Regions from separate parts of the Mus musculus genome. Here region 2 is linked to region 1. The links are chromatin loops, found by intact Hi-C in ENCODE. Cell type or tissue: heart. All regions are shown on one strand. Links, peaks and the distances in the headings refer to the core of each region. The heading gives the core; the rest is flanking DNA. Region 1 overlaps Scn10a (sodium channel, voltage-gated, type X, alpha). Region 2 overlaps Exog (endo/exonuclease (5'-3'), endonuclease G-like).

The links. Peaks named below come from ENCODE experiments on the same cell type or tissue, not always from the same donor. Only the 100,000 strongest peaks of a DNase experiment are listed, where the experiment ranks them.
Region 2: it touches region 1 in a loop (3-fold over the local background); 2 of 42 quality-filtered maps call a loop at or near these places.

The regions. Positions count from the first base shown.
Region 1 is chr9:119,645,818-119,648,721 of GRCm38, reverse strand. It overlaps Scn10a (sodium channel, voltage-gated, type X, alpha), which reads left to right. Exons shown (of 28, transcript NM_009134.3): 15 at 511-684. Among named protein-coding and RNA genes, the nearest start is that of Scn10a, 72 kb to the left of the region's middle. In heart, for the core only: a CTCF peak has its summit at 1,379 (motif pointing left); no DNase peak of the experiment used is centred there; H3K27ac peaks cover 171 bases.
Region 2 is chr9:119,464,575-119,467,478 of GRCm38, reverse strand. Exog (endo/exonuclease (5'-3'), endonuclease G-like) reads right to left here. Exons shown (of 6, transcript NM_172456.4): 6 at 1,961-2,904. Among named protein-coding and RNA genes, the nearest start is that of Exog, 21 kb to the right of the region's middle. In heart, for the core only: a CTCF peak has its summit at 1,689; a DNase peak (open chromatin) is centred at 1,678; H3K27ac peaks cover 138 bases.

The sequences.
Region 1 (2,904 bases), core at 229-2,728:
GAAAGAGAAAGAGAAAGAGAAAGAGAAAGAGAAGGAGAAAGAGAAAGAGAAAGAGAAAGAGAAAGAGACAGACAGAGACAGACAGACACAGAGACGCAGAGAGAGAAGAAATGGAAACCTGAGTTCTTTTGTGTCTTCTCTGAATGTCAGTGGCTCAGAAATTCCCATCTACAGTGCTCAAGAACAGACAAGAGGATCTGCTGTTTTCTTCCTCCTCCGTTTTCTCTTCCTTCTCCTCCCTTTCCTCCACCTCTTCCTCCTCCTCTACCTTCTCCTCCTCCTCCTTCTTCTTCTTTAATGTTGTTTTCAGACAGGATTTTGTTGTATAGTCCAGCCTGGCTTCAACCCTGAGATCCTCCTGCCTCAGTTTCCTGCAGGCTGGAGTTACAAGCATGTGCCACCACACCCAGCATGCTTTGCTATCTTGCAAACAAGATTTTTCTTGCTGCCCTTGTCTTCATGTCCCTGGGCAGAGACCTCACAGCAGTGAACACTTGTTCCCACCCTCAGGTCTTTACTGTGTTTTTTACAATGGAGATGGCCTTCAAGATCATTGCCTTCGACCCCTACTACTACTTCCAGAAGAAGTGGAACATCTTCGACTGTGTCATCGTCACCGTGAGCCTGCTGGAGCTGAGCACATCCAAGAAGGGCAGCTTGTCTGTGCTCCGCACCTTCCGCTTGGTAACGTCTTCTCTTGGCCACTTGGGAAGCTCCCATTCAGGCTCAGGGAAGCTGACCCCGAGGGGACAGGCACTGTGTGTCTGGGGACTCTACCGGTGGTTCCCAACACCCTTCCTATTCTCGTGGGAGCAAGGCAAGCCATGGTTCTGAAGAACCTAGAGACTCAGTTTGGCAATTCCAGTTTTTCACTGATGTAATGTGGGGTGGTTGCTCTCTTTGTCCCTCCATCTCCTTGTTTGTACCAAAAAGGGACTTCGGAACAGCATTCCATTCTCTTACCACACAGCAGTCCCAGCAACAACGTTGGGACATTTTCAGCCAACATTTTCTGAATATGTGGCTCAGCCATAGTACTACGTAGGCTCTTGAAATAATAAGATTCATTTTATGCTCCCAACCCTGAGAGACCATTGCTTTTAAAGTCCTCAGGATGAGCCAAACTGAGACACACCATCTTTAAATGATGAACTCAGTGTTTGTCGAACGCCAGGACAGCGAGCTAGTGTATGACCTGGAACTCAAATCCACGTTGCCTGACTGCTGAGTCTCAGCTCCGTCCCCCCTCAAAAAGGCTTTCCCTTATTTCTTGGTTGCCCAATTCAGAGCCCAAAACTTCACCCACAAAAGCTTGCCTCCTCTTAGCCTCCACAGGCGCCTCTCCAAACTCAGCTCCAGGGCGCCCTCTACTGGAGGCATTCCTCCACTCAATCACTGGTCTCCATGTCTGCCCTCCACACCACCACAAATGCTTCCATCAGCCACCTGTAAGTGAGGTCACTAATGAGAGTCTGAGGTTACTGATGTCCTCAAGTCCTCAAGCCATCTGGAGGATTCTTGGCATTTCAGTGACTCCTAGAAGCCAGCAAGGGACTTGAATAGCTAGGGTGGCCATTCCCAGGATACGCCATAACGCAAAAAAAAAAAAAAAAAAAAAAAAAAAGACTGAAACTGGCATGTTTGTTAGCAACTAGAGCCAGTGGACACTGTGTCCTTTGGAGGCTCAACCAGGTCTCTCCTGTTCTTGTGAGAGGGAGGCAGGGGAGGGCCTCCTACACACCTAACTTCTGATTATGACATGCGAGTCCATTCACAATTCCCTAACCTCATCCCCCAATCGCGCGTGCAGGCTCCCTTCCATGTTCCCAACAGCCTGGTGAGATTCCATGCTCTGCCAGCCAGTATTACATTATCAACAAAAACCCAGCCCCTTCCCTTTACCCCACAGCTGGAGCTGGCCCTGAACTGTGTGCATTCCTGGGTAAAGAGACACAGCCGAGACGATCAGTTGGGTGGTTTTAGTCTTCAAAACTGTTTTAGTCAAGCACATCCTGCCTCCCTATAAGCACCCCCCAGACCAACAGTTTCTACTCTCATGACCACCTTCAACTGGCAAGGGCCATTTGTCACAAATAGTTCCCCAGTGGAGTCCCCTTGAAGTCCTTGTGGCGATTGTGAGGCTCCAGCAAGCCCCGCCCCTCTTCTCCCTGCACTTTTCTCAGCCACAGGCCTGGCCACCCATCCTCTGCCTCAGACACCTGTTCCCAGGTCTTCACCTGGTTTGGCTGGTCTTGGCCTTCTGGGCTGACTCATCCCCTCTCCACAGAGGGCCTCCCACACTCTGGTATCTGAACCTGGCTTCGCTCTTCAAACCAAGCCGCTCTTTTGAGATTATAATGCCATATCCTGAGAGTTCATAGGGCTAAACCCAGGGATTTCCTTTCTGCCATCCTACTCCAGACACTGAGCACAAGCTGTCTATAAGGAGAGACTCAGTAAAAATGTTGGGATTGGTTGAGGAAAGGAAGGAGAAGAACAAGAGAGGAAATCCCATGTAACTCTTTTTGCCCTTCCCCGAATGCCACCACCCATCTTGACGTGATTTAAGGTAGGCTCTGCCACTCTATCATTGTGCCAGTACCATACCATCTTAGTTACTGCAGCTTAGAACATGTCTGTGCCTGTAAACACAGTCGCCTGCTGTGGTGGTTCACTTTCTTTGTCAACTTGACTGGATTTAGAATCACCAAGGAGATATACTTCTGAGTGTGTTTGTGAGGGTGCTTCAAGGAGGTTTAACTGGGAAGGAGCGCTCGCCCTGCCTGTGAGTGGCAGGTGGAGGGTGGGGCAGACAGAATAAAAAGAGGGATGCTGAACTGCAGCAGCCCTCTACACTCCCTTCCCTGCCACCCTTCCCCCCCCACCCCCCGCCCGCTGAGGACT
Region 2 (2,904 bases), core at 172-2,671, 180 kb after region 1:
AAGTCCGCTGCTCCCACGTCTTTGTGAGCTTCCTGCCCTGAAAGGACCTCAGGCAAAAGCTAGTATCAGCCAGGAAGGCGAGGGTGTCAGGGAACAGCCTGAAGCCCCGCCGGGGCTCATCACAATCAGTGTTCTTTTTAAATGACATATTCCGGGGCTGGCGAGGCTGCTCAGTGGGTGCACAAGTATCAAGACCCAAGAGCCAATTCCTCAGCACACGGAAGACCAGATGTGGCAACACATCTGTACACAGCATGCCTAAGGCAAAATACAAAGCAGAACCTCCAGAAACTTTCAAGCCGCCCAGTGCTTAGCCTGGTAAAATCAACAAGAGACTGCCTCAAGCGAAGCAGAAGGCAAGGGCTGACACCCGAGGTCAGCCTCTGATCTACACAACTCACAGGGTGGCATGCACGTCCTCACAGCTATACACAGGTGCATGCATACGCACCCATGCACTGACACACATGCATACATACACGCACACACACACACACATACACACACGAGGACTGGAGAGATGACTCAGTGGTTAAGAGCACTGGCTGCTGTCACAAAGAATCTAAGTTCAGTTCCCAGCACCCACATGGCCGCTCACAATATAGCTCCAGTCCCAGGAGACCTGTCCCTCCTAACCTCCTTGGGCACTAGGGATGTACATGGTACACAGACACACAGAAGCAAAACAACCACACACTTAAAATAATTTGTTAAAATGTCGACCCCGGCCTCATGACAGACCTCCAGAACCAAAACCTCAAGGAGTAGGTAAGGGATATATATTTTTTTTAAGTCAAATAGATGATACACTGCTCCGGATCAGGGGTTGCCAACCTTCCCAGTGCTGAGACCGTTCACACAGTACCTCGTGGTGTGGTGACCTCGGCCATGAAATTGTTTCGCTGCTACTTCATGACTGTAACATTGCTGTTATGTGTCATCCTGTCAATTTCTGTGTTTTCTGATGATCTTAGGCTACCCCTGTGAAAGGGTCTTCCAAATTTTCTTTTTCCAAACAGGATCTCGGTACACAGTCCGGCTTATATGGCCCATTTGCCTCTGCTTCCCAAGTGCTGGGATTATAGACTTGTACCAAACCTGGAAGAAATTTTGGTAATTTTTCTTTTTAGATTTGATAGCATATTTTGGAAACATGGAAGAATGTCCTTATTCATAGGCTGCATTAAGTTCAAGCATGAAAAGTGACCTGTCAGCTGGATGTGGTGGCGCATGCCTTTAATCCCAGCACTTGGGAGGCAGAGGCAGGCAGATTTCTGAGTTCGAGGCCGGCCTGGTCTACAGAGTTCTAGGACAGTCAGGGATACACAGAAAAACCCTGCCTTAAAAAAAAAAAAAAAAAAAAAAAAAAAAAAAAAAAAACCAGTGACCTGTCACGTCTCAACTTACTTTTGTAGTGGGTCAACAAATGAATTTTAACAGGTTTCGGGTAGAAAAGCGCCAACGAGACAAAACAGCGGGGAAGAGAATCACTACACGCAACAACACTTCTGTAGGCTTGACGTTTCTGAACATAAAGCTGAGGGAATGAAGCTACTAGCTTCCATGCAGTGAAAACATGAAACCTGCCTGGCAGATAACCTGGGTCTCCTGCCAAGCCACAGGCTCTAGCCTGACTGCGAGGCTGTGGCCGCCCAGCCTAGCTGACGCTTGTGGAGATGAGACCACACTGACCCCTAGAGGAACTCAGCTCTCAGACCAGAGCAAGCCTAACCCCACACTGGCAATGGCCATGACAGATTGCATTGTCCCCAATGATGTTCACGGCAAAGGGCAAAGCCCCCTGCTTGGCCTCCTCCCGTAGGCTGACCAATTTCTAAATGTGAGGCTTTGTGCAGGACAGCCATGCCCAGTGTGAGGCCAGCCTCATCAGCTCCACCAGGACAGGGCACGCGTGCTCAGGGGGACCCACGTATTACTTGTCACTGTGGCCAATCACCGGTCAGAAGCAACTTCGGGAAGGATTTATTTGATCCGACAGCGCTGGGATTCCAGTCCACTATGGTATGGGAGGCAGGGCAACAGGAACAGCAGTCTCCAGAGGTTTATATGTTTCTATGGCGGCAGACAGAAAGCAAAGCACACAGGCCCGAAGCGAGAGGGGGTTAACCTTCAAAGCCTGCTTCTACTGACCCACTTCCACCAGTCAGGCCTCCTCTCCCAAGAACTGCAGGGCTTTCACAGGTGCACAGGCTGTGGGTGCAGTTGGCAGGGCACATCCTACCCCTCACAAGCCGTTAACAGGAAGTCTGCCACAAACGGAGTGAGCTCAACAATACCCTCTCAGATGAGGCAGGGCGCACAGGTGACATGGAGGCACACAGGATCATGCCAGTGTCAGGCTGCAAACTGAGCACAGCTCTGCAGGAAGCCATTCCCTCAAGAGCAGACTGCCTCTCCTGCTGGGCACTCGTCAAAGGCCGAAGAGAAGGGTAGAGGTCTCTGCTGGTTAAGATGTAAGAGCAGAAATGGCAGCGCAGTTCAGGGGCTCGCATCCCTCTCCCTAACCTCTCTAACTTCCAGTAAGGCTTTTGCTGTATTCAGCTTTGGCCAACAGCCTTAGTCCAAAGACCAAAGAACTTGAAGACATCACTAGAAATGATGAAAGATTAAGAATTAAATCTCCCTCCCCGAGACAGGGACTTCCCACAGCAGAGCCAACCCAGCCTGGTCATTTCTTCAGACCAGGAACTGGAAGGGTGAATGGCCCAGAAGGCTCAGCCCAAGAACCTGAGGGAGCCCACTGAGGTGACGAACAGACAGTGACCCCACTCAGGTTTGACTGGCTACAACGTCTGCCTCTGACACATTTGATACTCAAGTATGGCCCAGGAATCTGCTGCACTGCAATCCAGAAAAACGGACAGTCACACTGAGGGGCCATTT